Regions from separate parts of the Mus musculus genome. Here region 2 is linked to region 1. The links are chromatin loops, found by intact Hi-C in ENCODE. Cell type or tissue: left cerebral cortex. All regions are shown on one strand.

Region 1 (8,000 bases):
AGACTAGCTGGGGGCAAGTCTGAGCCATCGTAGACACAGGTGTAGAGGTCTCTGCTTTGCTATCATCAAACTTCACCTCTTCTTCCTCTGCCTTTCTGAGGGGCTGTGGTATCTGTAGGTAAGCCTTGAGGACACTGATGGGTTACCGAGGTAGGCCTGTGTGGTGCTTCTGTCCAACTTTTAGCTTAAGGCACTACCTTCTTGCCTTTTAAAATAAAATTGTTTGTGCGTACGCATATGCGCATTGTGTGTGAATGTGCATGTACTTATTTGTGCATGCCCGTAGAGGCCAGAGGTCAACATCTTCCTCAGTTGTTTTTTTTATCTAATTGTTTTGAGAAATACATCTCACTGAACCTGGAGCTTACAGATTCAACTGTGAGTTGGCCAGTGAACTTGTAATGGCCACTCACAATATAGATAATAATATATAATCCCAGAGCTGCGATTATAGGCACAAGCCACTTCTTCTGGGGACCAAACTCAGGTCCTCATGCCTCCCTGCCCTGTCACCTGCCTCCTGTAGAAGACATTTGTCTTGCTGTCTGGTAGGACACTTGTTCCTGGCTTGTCTCTGTGCGGTGGGACACAGCTGTTCTTTCTCAAATGAACAGTAGAGATCAGCCCCCCAGTGGACTGTACAGAGAGCAAGCTTGAGTGGATTACTAAAAAATGCTTTTAAACAAGCTGGAGGTTTATGACAAGCACATTTCAAAGCTGGGTGGCAGGCACTGAGTAATTTGCTCATGTGCTCATTTTCCAAAGGACTGGGTTAAAAAAAGAAAAAAAGAAGAAGACCTCAGACACCACGGCTAAGTACTTTTCCTTTCCTTCCCTTGAAAAATCATGTTGTTTTCAGAGAAACTTAATCCATACATTTTAGATCTATTTCCATGTTACTCAGCAAAATGTTGCATTTCTCTACTGTTGCTCAGCCCTGAGTGAGGTCACACATTCCTCTTTTGCTCCGACTCATGGACACGGTTCACAGCTGGGTGACTCTACAGCCATCCACTGCACACTAGGAAGCCTATAAACAAGAGGCAAAGGGAGAGAATAATCCACTATGCTGACCCTATTCTTAGTTAGAATTTTGTTCCTTGGTTCTTCGTGGAATGGAATGTTTTGACTAAATTTTTAAATGTTGGATTACCGTAGTATTTATATATTAAGGACTGGGCTTTCTGTTCCTTTTGATGTGTGTGTGTGTGTGTGTGTGTGTGTGTGTGTGTGTGTCTGTGTGTTGTGTGTGTGTGTGTGTGTGTGTGTCTGTGTGTTGTGTGTGTGTGTGTGTGTGTCTGTGTGTGTCTGTGTGTGTGTCTGTGTGTGTGTGTCTGTGTCTCTCTCTGTATGATCTCTTTATATTATACCTAAGGTAAGTATTTTACTTGCTTCACCCTAGGCCAAAGTAGCTCAAGCAAGCCTGTGGGCATGCTGAGGGTACTTGTGACTGACTCTGTTGAGATGTGAGACTCTTTGGGACTGGGGCATGAGAGGCACATGAAGCCTGTGTAGACTCTGGAAATGAAATATCATATTCTCTTTCCCTTTGCTTGTCTGTATGTCTGTATTTTATGTATATGAGTACACTGTAGCTGTACAGATGGTTGTGAGCCTTCATGTGGTTGTTGGGAATTGAATTTAGTATCTCTGCTCAGTTGGGTCAACCCCGATTGCTCAGGCCCAAAGATTTAGTTATTATTATACATAAGTACACTGTAGCTGTTTCTCTGAAAACAACATGATTTTTCAAGGGAAGGAAAAGTACTTAGCTATGGTGTCTGAGGTCTTCTTCTTCTTCTTCTTCTTCTTCTTCTTCTTCTTCTTCTTCTTCTTCTTCTTCTTCTTCTTCTTCTTCTTCTTCTTCCCAGTCCTTTGGAAAATGAGCCCAGGAAGAAGCTGGTGGCTGATATGAGGGCCTTCTGCAGATTTTGTTACACTGCACTGTGCCTGTGACTTTGACTTCTTCCTCTCCTCCCTTTCTCTAGGGTTTCATGCATCCCAGGCTGGCCTAGATCTCACTGTGTAGCTGAGGATAACTGAATTTTTTTTATCCTCCTGCCTCTATCTCCTAAGTACTGAGATTTTAGGAGTATGACTGCAAACCCAGTTTATGTGGTGTTGGGGATGGAATCCAAGGTCCTGTGCATGCTGGGTAAACATTCCACTGATTGAGCTATGACCCTAGTCCATATCCCAGGGCTTTCTGTAAAAGCGCTAATGCCATAAGAATCCTTCATTCTGTTCCAGGTAGAATGAAATCAGTTGAAGGGTTTGGGCTTCAAGATGCCCAGATTCATGGTTTCTTCTTACCAAAATGACTTTGCAAAAGCACAGAGGCCCGGCCATGTTGGCAGTGTATATTGGCATCATAGCTTCCAACAGCTTGATGATGATGCTGACCACATAATTGTGGGTTGTTCATGTGTTGGGGCTTTTCAGGTGGCTGAGGAAGACCTTACATATGATTAAGATTTTAAAATCATAGGGTATGGTTTGTACAAATGGCAGTGTTGCCAACATCTGGAATTTTCTGAGGATGACCATGTGATGAAAGTCTTTTTTCCTTTAAACATAACCATATACAGTTGCTTTAAATAAGAAGCTATTCTTGACATAGAGACAGAGGTGATAGTTCTTTCAAATCTTGCTTTGCAAGCATAAACTTGAGCCCATGCTCTGCAGAGGTTGCCTGAGGACACTGGTATCTGGGGGACAGAAAGGGGAGAGTCATAATTTGAACAGTGTGCATGCATCTTTCACGCTGTTTGTTGACCATTCTGGAGACTGTGGCCCAGGGGGCTGTGGTTTCTTTTAGCTGGAGGTGGTTTCTCTCTCATTATCAATAATGTGATCAATGACCCTTTCCCCATTCAGAGACAGAATCCCTACCTGGTGCAAAGCAGAGACTTGTGTTCTATTTATTGCCAATGGCTAGCATGTAGTAGGAACACACATGGTTCTTGTTAGGTTTCACTGGCTGTCCAAATATCTAGAAATGTGCTCAAGCCTGACTATAGGAGGATTCCTGGTGCTTAGAGAAAAGCTAGCACTCCTCGGGAGCTCATGAAACTAGTTCCCAGCTGCCAAAAGGGGTCTTTAGCCTTATCTCTGTTAGAAGGGACATATGACTATGGCTGCATATCAAAGCTCCCACATCAGTGTCCTGGCTCTTCCCTGCTCCCAACTACTTGCCCTTCTTTTAACCTGCTATTCCCTACTAATCAGATACTTTCTTTTATTCTCTCCCCCACCCCTGCCTTTATTCTCTATCTCTTGCTTTGTCGGTCTCTCCACTATTCTTTTCCACTCTCCTGTTTCCTTAGCTCCTGCCTCTCAGCCTCTTGAGTGCCTGAGATTTCAGGCTTGGGCTACCAGGTCTGAGGGTGATAGTTCTTCAATATTTTGCTCTGGGAGTGGGACAAAGCTAGAGACTGCTAGTCACCTTCTGAGATGTCTGTGCTCCTGTGGCCCTCTGGTCATCTCCATCATTTAAATTACTACCTGGAATTTATTGAGCACTTACAAAGTTTAGATCCAGGTGAAACACTTTGTATGCACCACCATATTTCATCTACCTGACAACTGCGACAAACCTTTGTCCCATTCTGCAGACAGAGGGGACCTAGTGAGGTGACATGATTTACTCAAGATCACCTACTTAAAGGTGGCAGAATTGAAAACCGGGACCTGGGGTTGGTGACCTAAAAGGCGTTGCCCTTGATAATGACAGCTGTGGCTTGGCTCTTGAGCTTTGGCAAAACGTGTTTAGGGGACTGTTATCCTTCTCAGTAGAGCAAGTGGAAAGGAATTGTAACCCCAACGCAGTCACTGTTAAGTGTGGATCTTTTCCAACACCGGAGATTAAGGATATCTTCATTGTCTCTCCACAATGGCGAAGTTCACAGCTTAGCTGGAGAGATAGACAGACAGCCCTCTTACAATCTGGGCTGCAATAGGGTGTGAACAAAGCAATATGGGGTGCCACCGCAGAAGCAGCACAAACAGCTCTTCAGGCACGGTTTAGGCTGCAGGCAATCCTGGATGATTGATCAAGTCTTAAAGGAGAGCACGGTTTGCAGGCCAGAAAAGACAGGGTCGGGGAGAAAGCAAGAGTTTTGGCCACAGAGTTAGAAAATGGGTGTTTAGAAGGGGTCTATAAGTTTCCTAGGACTGGAAATGAGAGCCGAGGGAGGGACAGGTGAAGACCTCCCTTAAAAGCAGAGTCTAAGAGCCTAGCTTTTAACTTCAGAGGCTCTGAATGGAGGAGGGAGTAACCAGGAGTCAGGCATTGGGCCACTGTTCCTGGGGGCAGGCAGCCCAGGCAAGGCTTGTGGTATTCTGGATAGCCAGTACTTTCTAGAATCCCCACTGTGAGGCTGGCTGCTCCAGCTCTGAGCAGGCTCACAGACCTGAAGGAAATGCCACTGTCACCAAGGCCATGTGTTGCAGTTGACAGGGAGCTCTGCTTGGAAAGCGTTTCAGAGTCTTAGGGCCGACTCCTTGGGATATGGATTTGGGTTGCTCTACAGAAAAGGCTCAAAGATCTGAGGAAACATTTCTGGATTCATCAATTACTTGACAATATCCACCAGTACTGTTGGATGAATCCTGGTTTTCTTTGTCCAACATCAGGACAGGGGCAGTGTATTGATCCTGCTGCTGTTTAAAGTTTTCTTTCTGATTCTTCACAACTTCTCCCGATGCTCAGCCTCTGTGTCTGCTCGGCCTCTCTCTCTTTTTTTTGTCATAAACTCTCTTTCTAACCAGAACACACCCTTTGCTTACTTGACTAAACTTGACTAGTGTGCCAGGTCAATGAAGTCAACCCATAATATCAGAGTCTTCTCAGAGGTGACCATTCATAGCAGCATTGGCCCATGGAAGTACACTGGGAGCCATAGACAGATTTTGGAGTATTCTAGCCATCCTGTTAAAGTGAAAAGGGCAAAGTTAATTTTTATGAAGATAGCTCACCAGGTAAAGTGATTACCCCTCAAGCACGAGGACTGGTGTCCATGTAAACGCTCGGTGAGAGTGGCAGCCCAGCTGTATTCTCAGCCATCACTTAGAAGGCAGAAACAGAGGATTCCCAGAGCAAGCTGGATGGCCAGACTGACTGAAGTGGGAAGGTCCAGGTTCAAGTGAGAGACCTTTCCCCAACATTTATAATGTAGAAAGTGATTGACAGATAGCCACTCTCAACTTCTGGCTTCCACGTGTGCATACACACACACACACACTTATTATACACACATATACAAAACACACATACACACTTATTATACACACATACACATGCACATATAAAGAGCTCATTAATTTTCACAGTATACTTTATTATAACTGAATGCATACAAAATATGGTGACTTCCACAATAATTCATAAGTCTAAGATACACTGTACATCTTTTTATAACAAGTCTTGAAAATTAGTGTATATCTTCAACTTAGGGTATATCTCAATGACCCTATCCATTCTTCTGTCCCTTAACAGCTGTGTGAGGATGGGGACAGTGTGGTCCAGAGGGAGAGAACAGGGGAAAGCAGCACGCAGCACACATGTGGAAAGTTTAAACCATGGCCAGTGGCATGAATCCAAGGAGGAAGGAGGTGCAATAGCCAGTGAATGTGAGTGGGGATCTGACTGCAGGTGGCCAGCAGAGGTAGAAGGGGGAGCAGGAGAAAGATGCTTTTATTTTAAATGAACCCTGTTGGTAGCTCTCAGAAGGTTCATGTGGGTGGGGTGGGTATTGACAGGCAATTGTTAGCAAGAGAAAGAAGCACAGGAGGCTAGGAGGCTAGGAGGCTGGGGTCAGGACAGGGTGATGGAGGCTGAGAGGAGGAGAGAGTGTGGAGGGGTCTGAGTGGACTTTAGGAGATACAGTGGACATGGTTTGGTGGTGAACTAAACACGGGCTGATGGAGGAGCAGGTCCTGGAGGTCCAGTTGGAAGACTAGAGAAGGCTTAGTTTAGACATATATATGCTGGATCATCAATTGATCAAGCAAGGAACCCTGAAATTTCAACAGCATTATCCACTGCTCAAAAAAAAAATCACTTTCTTTAAAATACTGTGGAATTTTAGTTAGCTCTCATGAAGAATGTTGTGAAATTACTTTTGATCTGCCTTACATTATTATTATTGTTATTATTATTATTCACAAAACTAAGCAGGTAAGTAGAGATTAGGATTATTCTCTTTGTTGGTCATGATAGAGTGAGCCATTAAGTGGTAAGCTGTGGTGAGATCCAGGGCCTCTTGTGTAGGCCCTCAGGGCTCCATTTTGTTATTCTGGAGAGCTCTGACTGAGAACCTGAAACTCAAGATGTACTCCAAAGGAGACTGTCAGGACAGGAATGAGCAGACTCAGGGTTCTGGGTGAAAAGCTTTCATCACACTTGGTGCATGCTTTGTGTCCCACGTCGGGGTGTGATAAGCCATCCACGAATTTAACAGCCTGACCTGTTGACTGAAAAGAACTAGATGAGTTTGAAAGCCTGGAGTTGGTGTCAGGGAGATAGCTAAAACCATGAGGTAGTGAGTTTGCTAAAGGTATTTATTAACCATCCACTCCACACCAGACAGGGAGGGCACAAAACCAAGCGATTACCTCTTCCATCTTGCAACCCTGAGGCAGTGGTGGAAGCGAGTGGGGTGCAGTCATATAGACAAATGAGAATAATATATTCTTATAAAAGGCACACAGAGGGCAGAAAAGGGAGAAGCGTTCCTTTATTCTTGAGGAAGCTATTTAAACATTAAAAGATCTAATTAGAATTTGTCTGCTGATCACAGATGGGCCCTCTGGGGAAAGAGAGATCAAATAACCTGGTGAATTAAGGGTCCCCATGAGCAGAAGGGACACAGTGGGTTGGAGATTTGTTTGTGACTGTAAAAGAACACTAACAAGTCTGCAGTGCTAAAGTGTTTCCAGATGTTGGTTGGTTGGTTGGTTGGTTTGTTGGTTGGTTGGTTTTTTGAGACAGGGTTTCTCTGTGTAACAGCCCTGCCTGTCATGGAATTGGCTTTGTAGACCAGGCTAGCCTGGAACTCCCAGAGATCTGCCTGCATCTGCCTATTGAATGCTGGGATTAAAGGTGTGCACTACCACACCCAGCTGTTTCCAGGTTTTAAGCCACTGTTTAGAAAGAAAATGCCCGGTTATTTATGTATTTCTTCATTCATTAATGAAGCCATTCACTTCTCTACATAACTTGTCTATTTGCTCGTTACACTAACATTTAGGGATGTCCTCTGGGTACTGTACTGAATCAGTCCAATTTACGTTTTTGAAGGAAGAAGGCATAACTGGGAGCAAGGTGACTGGGAAAGCATATGATCAATTTTCTTAAAATAATATGAATGTTGCATATGTATCTGTGTTTAACAGGTTTCTATATATAATATATAATATATAATATATAATATATAAGATATAAGATATAAGATATAAGATATAAGATATAAGATATAAGATATAAGATATAAGATATAAGATATAAGATATAAGATATAAAAGATATAAGATATAAGATATAAGATATAAGATATAATATATAATATATATATAAATACCACCTGATAACTACATTTATGTACTGTTTAGGATCGATTGCCATGATAAAACACCATGACCAAAAGCACCTTGGGGAGGGAAGGGTTTGTTTCAGTTTATAACTCCAAGTCAGTCCATCCCTGAGGGAAGTCAGGGCAGGAACTTGAGGCAGGAATTCGAGGTAGAAACTGAAGCAGAGGCCAGGCATGAATGCTGCTCACTGCCTTGCTCCCCAGGGCTTGCTCAGACTACTTTCTTACCCAACTTAGAACCACATGCTCAGAGATGGGACCACTCCATGTTGTCTTGGCTCTCCCACATTAATTTTTAATCAGGAAAATGCCCTATAGTCCTGTCTATAAGAAATCTGGTGGAGGCATTTTCTCAATTGAGCTGCCTTCTCCCACATATGTTTAGGTTTGTGTCAAGTTGACAAACTA
Region 2 (8,000 bases), 140 kb after region 1:
GGCGTTCGTCGGCTTCAAAGGCAGCTTCCGACCCATCTGGGTGACTCTGGAGACTGAGGACCACAAAGCCAAAATCTTCCAAGTGGTGCCCATCCCTGTGGTGAGAAAGAAGAAGCTGTAAGGAGAGTTGCCACTTGGTACCACCCCAGGCTGGACCCCTACAGCAGCCGGGGTCAGGATGGCTAGGCCCCCTGGTTCTCAGCTCTGCTGGGCTAAGGGACAGATATCAGAGACCTTGGTGCTGCCACCTGCCCCTACTCAAGTCTACCTGCAGCCCCTGGGCAGTGTTGGCCGATGCTACAACCTCCTCTTGGGTGCTTCTCTCCTATCTGTGCCTCATCGGTAGGCATGGGGACCATACAAAGAGACCTGAGTTGTGCTGGCAGCAAAGGGCCACTTGGGCAGGAGTCTGAACCCACCTAGGAGATGGTCTGGATAATGTGACCACTTGCAGATTTCCATAGTCACTTTCAGATACATTAAGTGGCAGATGGAAGGAGTACATCTTTATTCCTGTAAGTGAGGGTGCGGCTTCCTGAGTTTAGGAGCTGGCGTATGGACAGAGCTGTCCAGCATGGCAGATTGCACTGGGGAGGAGATGGAACCCTGTCTACAGGGGATCCTTTTTTCAAGAGACTTCAGCTGGCACACTGGGACAGGGACTAGGTGGATCCTGTTTGTCCTTCCTGAGATTACAGGACTCAACTGTGCTTTGCTCTGTGCCTGGAGCCCATCAGTAGAAGTAATCATTGTAGTTGACATCTCCACTGAGTGCCCTGGATACAGAGAATGGAGCGATGAGAGCTCAGACCTGGGGGTCAGCTGGTGACAGGCAGCCAGGTCTCAGCACACTTTGATACCAGGTTGAGAGAGCAGAGGTGGATTGGAGGAGGGGAACCTCACCACACCCAGAAACATGGGGAAGGCTTCTTCTGGAAGGTGATGGTCCTGGCAGGAATCAAGGACAGAGATGATGAAGAGAGAAGAGGTGGCCTCTGGCATGGCTCAGAGGTGAAGGCTTTCCTGCCACCACTTGCAGCATCTGAGTCATGCTAGGTCACCTCTTGCTGACCCACTTGTGATAGAGAAGCAGGGTCTGCGGAGAGAAATGGACTGAGTTACGATGCACAGAACCTCGTTCAGATTGGTGTCCAGCCAGCCCCCTCTGACTCTGCGAGAGGGTGAAGTGAAGTTCACAGACCTGAGGCTGTACAATGGGTCTCCAGTGCACTTCAGCTTGGAGCTGAGCAGAAGACTCCAGGAAATCTGAACATGCTCTCGCCACAGTGAACCTGGGGTGTCAGAGATGGAAAGGACCTTGGGGGCCCTTGAGGACCATCTAGCCCAGCATTTTGTACCTACATCTGAGGAAAATGGTACTCAATAACACAGCCAGGTCTGTGAGCCCCAAGCTCAGCAACCCACTGCCACACCACATTGCCTCAGTGGCTAGCCTGGGGTGTCCAGTATTCCCAAGTAGCTTTCGGAAGGGAGCATATCACCTGAAATGGGGAGAAGCTGTTCGTGATTCTTGGGTGCGCACCAAATGGGAATTGAGTGGGGGGTTCCCCACTAGGTTCTTTCAATTTCAAAATATACGGTCTTTTGCAAAGGGCTTTTCCCTCTTGCCCCTCAGTACACACTGCCCACTCTCCTCTAGGCAGCAGCCCTGCCACTGTCTTTACACTGCCAGCCACATGTGGGCATGGGCTGCTCATGACTGTGGAATTCTTTTGGTGCCACCTTATTCCACAGTGGTGCTGGTATGCCCAATGGGTAGCATCAGGATATGCCAATGTGCTTCTGCTGGGCCAATTGGCTCCTTGTGGGGATCTGAGAGTGGTTGGCTCCAGACCAGGATCTTTCAGCTTATGTTCACTCTGAGCAAATAGCTCCGATGCCCAGACGAGTGAAAACTATCCATGTCCAATATTCTTCGGAGACATCAGGGTTTCTCTGTGTTTCATGAATGAGATTGGTCCCCTTTCCTCCACAACCACAACCTTTCTTTTTCAAAGAAGATTTGCTTCGGTCCCCTTTGTCCAGTGGTATTAAGGAGCCTTAGTCCCAGAGTCTACTCTCCAGGTTGAGCCAACTCGCAGGGGGTCTTTCCTACTAATGGATCTTGCAGCTGCTGGGATGTGTCTGTGGGACCATGCCTCTTAAGACATAGTGGCTCCAGTTGCGAGTGTCAGAGAAAAGACCTCTTCTGGGGAGATGAGTGGGAGGGGGAGGGGGAGGGGGAGGGGATAAAAGTGACCTCATGTTTTTCTTGTCTAAGTTTCATTGACTTTTCAAGGCGAGGGTCTCACACTGTGAACCACTTAAGACTCGATCACTTTCAGGTGGCCATGAATGTTGAATGTCTTTGGCTCAGTTCATTTCAGCAAATACCTATTGGAAAGTTCTCTGAGTTGTACATATGTTGAACAGTACAGGTTCTGTACGGAAAGCGTTCTTTCCTAAACTATTCACCAAGAGTCGATATACAGGCATTTTCTTGGTAGCACAAAAGTCTTTCTTGCTTAGAAAGTTGCTCTTGTCCTTTCTGTTGGTCAGCATTGTCACTGAGTCAGGGGCCTTTGATTGAAAGGCTCATCTGTCCTGTTGGCTTAATAGCTGGCTCTTTCTTGTGAATTGGATGCATAGCATGTTTTGTATGTAAATGTTCCTTAAAAGTGTCACCATGAACAAAGGTATATTTTCTATTTATTTATTATATATTCACTTCAAGAAGTCACTGTCAGAGAAGTGAAGAGTCATCTTAAGTATTATATTAGAGGATGTCCTTTGGACCACCGGAAGGAGGTGTGCCCAGAGCCAAGGACATCAGCTCTGGTTTGGAAAAATCCTGCTGTACCATATTAAACATACAAAGGATGTCATTGTCTTGTCTGCTTGTTTCATTTCCTGGTATAGTGGGTCTCATTGTTAAACTAGTCATCTAGAGAAAATAAGGTAAAACATGGATATAAAACATGACCACCATCAAAGAAATGTCTTTTTTTGATACTTTCCAGAAAGCTGATGATACATTGGTATTTTAAAAATCTATGTCCCTAGTGTAGACAATAGAGTGTGAATCACCTGCGTTTGCCCCCCCATGGTTCCTAGTCTTGTTCCCAAGAGCTACTTATGTATTAGAATCCCACCTTCATCCATCCCACAGGAATACTGAGAAGAGCAGATAGAAGGGTCCACTGGCAGAGAAGATGCCTTTCATGTGACCAGGCAGGACAGAGCCTGCCTCATCCTCATGTCCCTAAGCCATCCTGATGTTCTCAATCCTACCCTTCCTAGTGGGGAGGCTAGGGAAAAGGGCTAGACAACCAACTGTCCTTCCCAGATTCTGACCAGACAACAAACTCTGTGACTAAGAGGAGCATGGGCATAGTGACAGAGAAACAAGTCCAACCTGAGCTCCAGACAAGGGACAGGGATAGAGGTGGGATGGGCTCGGGAGAAGAATGAGGGGGCACAACCATCAGAGCAGAAGGAGATGGTCTAGACTACTTGTGGATACTGATATTTAATTAATTTAAGAACAGTTTAAAATGTAGTTCCATATCTGCACTGGCCACACTGCAGATGCTCCACTTCCATAAGAGTCTAGTGACCACCATTGTGGACTGTCTGGATATAAAACATGACCACCATCAAGGAAAGGTCTTTTCTTGATACTTTCCAGAAAACTGCTGACACTCACATTGGTATTTTAAAAATCTATGCCCCTAGTGTAGGCAATAGAGTGTGAATACAGGTGTATACAATTCACCTAAGGGAGCTAACAGCAGGTTAGTGGTATTAAGCTGTCAGTACACAGTTAATTAGATGATCTAGCCCCGGATATACTATATAGACAACACAGTGGAGAATATAGGACCCAAGACTTATGGAAATGTCATCTTTAAGGATGAGGGGTTATGTCTATAATCCCAGTGTCAAGGAGGATGAAACTAGAAGACTGTAAGTTGGAGAACAGTCTGCACTATAGACAGCTTACCCATAGTTGCCTCTACAGTACCTCCTGGGTGTTCCTGGAGACCATGTCAGGAGCAACAAAACAACCCCAGGATCCACTCTGGTCATGTGTTGCTTCTTCCACTTTGAATCCTCTGGTTGCTGCATGGTCCTGTTTTAGGCCCAGGAGATGGTCCAGTGGGTAAAGGTACTTACCTGGTGACCTAAGTTTGATCCACAAAACCCATGGGCAAAGAAGAGACCCAACTTCTGAAAGTTGTGCTCTGACCTCTACACATACACTGTCACACAGACATGCACATGCACAGACACACAGAGACACACACAGAGACATACACTCACAGACATACAGACACACAGGCACACACATACATGCATACAGATACACAGACATACATGCAGACACATATCCATACACACACATATGCACACACACAGACACACACACACACAGATACCCAGAGACACACAGATACACATACAGACTATAATAAATAAATTTATTCTGAAGAAAAGAAAGGAGACAGAAGAGAAAGGAAAACAGGGAAGCAAGGGAGCAGAGGAGAAACTTTAGCATCAGGAAGCAATCACATAAGCCGGGCATGGTGGCGCACTCCTTTAATCCCAGCACTCGGGAGGCAGAGGCAGGCAGATTTCTGAGTTCGAGGGCAGCCTGGTCTACAGAGTGAGTTCCAGGACAGCCAGGGCTACACAGAGAAACCCTGTCTCGAAAAACAAAACAAAAAAAAAAAAAGGAAGCAATCACATTTGTACTATGACAGATGCCATGCACAAAAAGCAACATGAAAGAGTAAAATATGCCAGGGCATGCCCAGGGAGGGGTGTAGCAAGATTCTTTAAATAGGGAAGACTGTTTGTCATCTAGAATCATCAGGAAGGTCAATGGGCTGGGCAGGGCTACCAGAGTTCACCTAGGAGTTATGTAGGACAAAAAAAAAAGGGGGGGGGGGCTTTACAGTCCGGCCAGGGTTTGAAGACTTGAGGACATCTGAGCATATAACATGTTACTTTGCAAGAGGGAAGGTGGGACGGTGGACAGGGCCAGATGGATGGTGGAGCTTATGATAGGGGTAGAATTCCTGAGATTTCTCAGCCAATTCTGTCCTCTTTCTCTCTCCTTCACTTTAGTAGGGGATTACCTGAGATAGTTTGCTATATCAGACAGTCGCTAAGAGAGAAGTAGGCGTGACCACATCAAATTAAAGACTCTTACAGCAAACTATCAAAATTTGCATGGGATTTGGAAATTACTAGAGTATTGTAAATAAAACATATTATAACACTAGCAAGTATATTTTATATTGTTTGTCTTATTTAGAAGGTAATGTGAAACACATTTTTATTTTTTAAATTGATACACTTTTTTTCCTTATCAACTTAGACTATCATATAACTGTACAGAATAAGTGCCTGGCCAGCCGATAACAAAGACACCTGAGAGAACTGTAGCGAGGCCTTTGGCAGATGACTACCAAGCCCACACAGATCCAAAGAAGCAATATGGGTGGATCCTGAGAACCTTCGGTTGCTTCTGATACAGTCACCAGGTCCCCACAAAGAGCAAATGTAGAGGCATTAGATAAGTGCTTTGCCACTGTTTAGATGGAGCTGGGAGGCAGGCTGACTGGCTGGCTGGAGATGCACTTGATGCCACAAGCCTTGGGGAAGAGGGAAAGGCAGGAGAGGCTCCATGGAAGGAGAAAGATGCACTAATTAAGGCTCAGAAGGAAATTGCCTCCTAAGGACCCCAAGATAAAAAGGGTGGGATAAGGAGGAACTTCCTGCAGGCTGGAAGGAGTGAGTGAGGGTGAATCACTTGGGGAGACATGGCCTGGCCTTAAATAGTCAGGAACCTAGGAGCTAAAGGCATCTGCTTAAACGTATTGGCAAGCCAACCAAAAGCTCAGAAGAGTCTGTCCTCATGACTAACAGGATATCTTGGCTCAAAAATATCCTTACATGACATATGCCCACATCTCCATCCCTACCACTTACTTACCTCCTGTCACCAGATCAGCCCCAAGTGTACAGAACCTGTCTTTTCCCTCCCACCTCTCATTTCTCCTGGATTTACAGGTCTTTGTCTCCTCTACCTGGCAAACCCAACCCCCATTCTCTCCCACTTTGCTCACGAGAATCACCCTGCAGGGCTCCACAGAGCACCCCAGCCCAGCCCTAGGCCCAGAATCCTGGGGTTTGCAGCTTCTGTGAGGTGTCCTTTATCTCTTCCCCGCAAGTGGTGAACTCCTGCAAATAGGGGCCATCTGTCTTTCTTTCCTAAGGGAGCTGTCTGGGTTCCACAGACAGCTCGGTGGGGGACTGTTGACTAGATTTCCCTTTTGCCACTACCAGTGACACCAGAATCCTACTGGTTCCTCAGGTCTCCACCCTGCAAGCTGGGAAAGCAGGGGGCGGGGGGGGGGACTTCCTACTTTCCTCACAACAGGAAAAGGAATGGGATATGAGAGAGGAGGCTACCTCCTGAAGAAGAGAGGGTCCCATGTCCACAGCCTGGGCTGAGGGTGAGAAAGAGAGAGAATAGGGGAACAGAGAGAGATGCTTCCCAGCACCCAGAAAACCCCAAGAGCATCTATCAGAATCAAAAATGCTTTCCAGGGAACTCCCAGAGCTCTGTCTGCAGGCACTGCTTAGCACCAGTGTCAGGGATACAGGCTCTTGGGACTGAGCATTGAGCACAGTAGAAGAACCTTTGACCTGGGTGTGGTCCCCTGCATTGAGAAAAAGAAATTCAAACTTGTTGGGAGCCGCCCCCACATTCGCCGTTACAAGATGGCGCTGACATCCTGTGTTCTAAGTGGTAAACAAATAATCTGCGCATGTGCCAAGGGTATCTTATGACTACTTGTGCTCTGCCTTCCCCGTGACGTCAACTCGGCCGATGGGCTGCAGCCAATCAAGGAGTGACACGTCCGAGGCGAAGGAGAATGCTCCTTAAGAGGGACGGGGTTTTCGTTTTTTCTCTCTCTTGCTTTTTCGCTCTCTTGCTTTTCTCTCTCTCTTGCTTCTCGCTCTCTCTTGCTTCTTGCTCTCTTGCTTCTTGCTCTCTTTTCCTGAAGATGTAAGAATAAAGCTTTGCCGCAGAAGATTCTGGTCTGTGGTGTTCTTCCTGGCCGGTCGTGAGAACGCGTCTAATAACAATTGGTGCCGAATTCCGGGACGAGAAAATCCGGGACGAGAAAAAACTCCGGACTGGCGCAGGAGGGATACTTCATTCCAGAACCAGAACTGCGAATCAAGGTTATAAGGTTCCCGTAACACAGACTGTTGAGAAGGATTCAACTGCCGAATTCAGAACTCATCAGCTGGGGAACGACGGTGATAAAGGTTCCCGTAAAACAGACTGTTGAGAAGGATTCAACTGCCGAATTCAGAACTCATCAGCTGGGGAACGGAAGTGAGAAATGGCTTTACCAGGTATGTTTGGCCTTGAACTTTTTCTAGTGTTAGGAGCCCTTTTGTTCCTTTTCACATGTTATATAGTGCTTAAGGCAGGGCTAAAAATTCTAGAGGAAATTCAGGACAGTCTATCAGAAGTAAAGCGGAGAGAGAGAGTAGGAGCAAGGAGAAACGGTAAGTATACAGGCCTTTCCAAGGGTCTTGAACCCGAGGAAAAGTTAAGGTCAGGTAGGAATACCTGGGGAGAGATTAGAAGGAAGAAAAAGAAAAAAGAAAAGAAAAAAGATCAATTAGCGGAGGTCTCTAGGAGATACTCGTCACTAGATGAGCTCAGGAAGCCAGCTCTTAGTAACTCTGAAGCAAGTGAAGAATCCTCCTCTGAGGAAACAGACTGGGAGAAAAAAGCGGCTCATTATGAAAGAAAAGGATACCAGCCGCCAAGTAAAGTGCTAACTAGTCATTTAAGGAAAAAGCCAAAAGCGGCTGGCGAAGGCCAGTTTGCTAATTGGCCTCAGGGCAATCGGCTACCAGGTGCACTCCCGCCCTATGCGGAGTCCCCGCCCTGCGTAGTGCGTCAGCCC

The links. Peaks named below come from ENCODE experiments on the same cell type or tissue, not always from the same donor. Only the 100,000 strongest peaks of a DNase experiment are listed, where the experiment ranks them.
Region 2: a loop joins it to region 1, with 2.4 times the contacts of the local background. A loop is called at or near these places in 2 of 42 quality-filtered maps.

What each region holds. Positions count from the first base shown.
Region 1 is chr7:84,070,422-84,078,421 of GRCm38, reverse strand. The region is part of intron 1 of Cemip (cell migration inducing protein, hyaluronan binding); the gene reads left to right. Among named protein-coding and RNA genes, the nearest start is that of Cemip, 12 kb to the left of the region's middle. In left cerebral cortex, no CTCF peak of the experiment used is centred here; a DNase peak (open chromatin) is centred at 3,945.
Region 2 is chr7:83,927,742-83,935,741 of GRCm38, reverse strand. It overlaps Cemip (cell migration inducing protein, hyaluronan binding), which reads left to right. Exons shown (of 29, transcript NM_030728.4): 29 at 1-2,885. The coding sequence ends at 121. Among named protein-coding and RNA genes, the nearest start is that of Gm30440, 38 kb to the left of the region's middle. In left cerebral cortex, no CTCF peak of the experiment used is centred here; no DNase peak of the experiment used is centred here.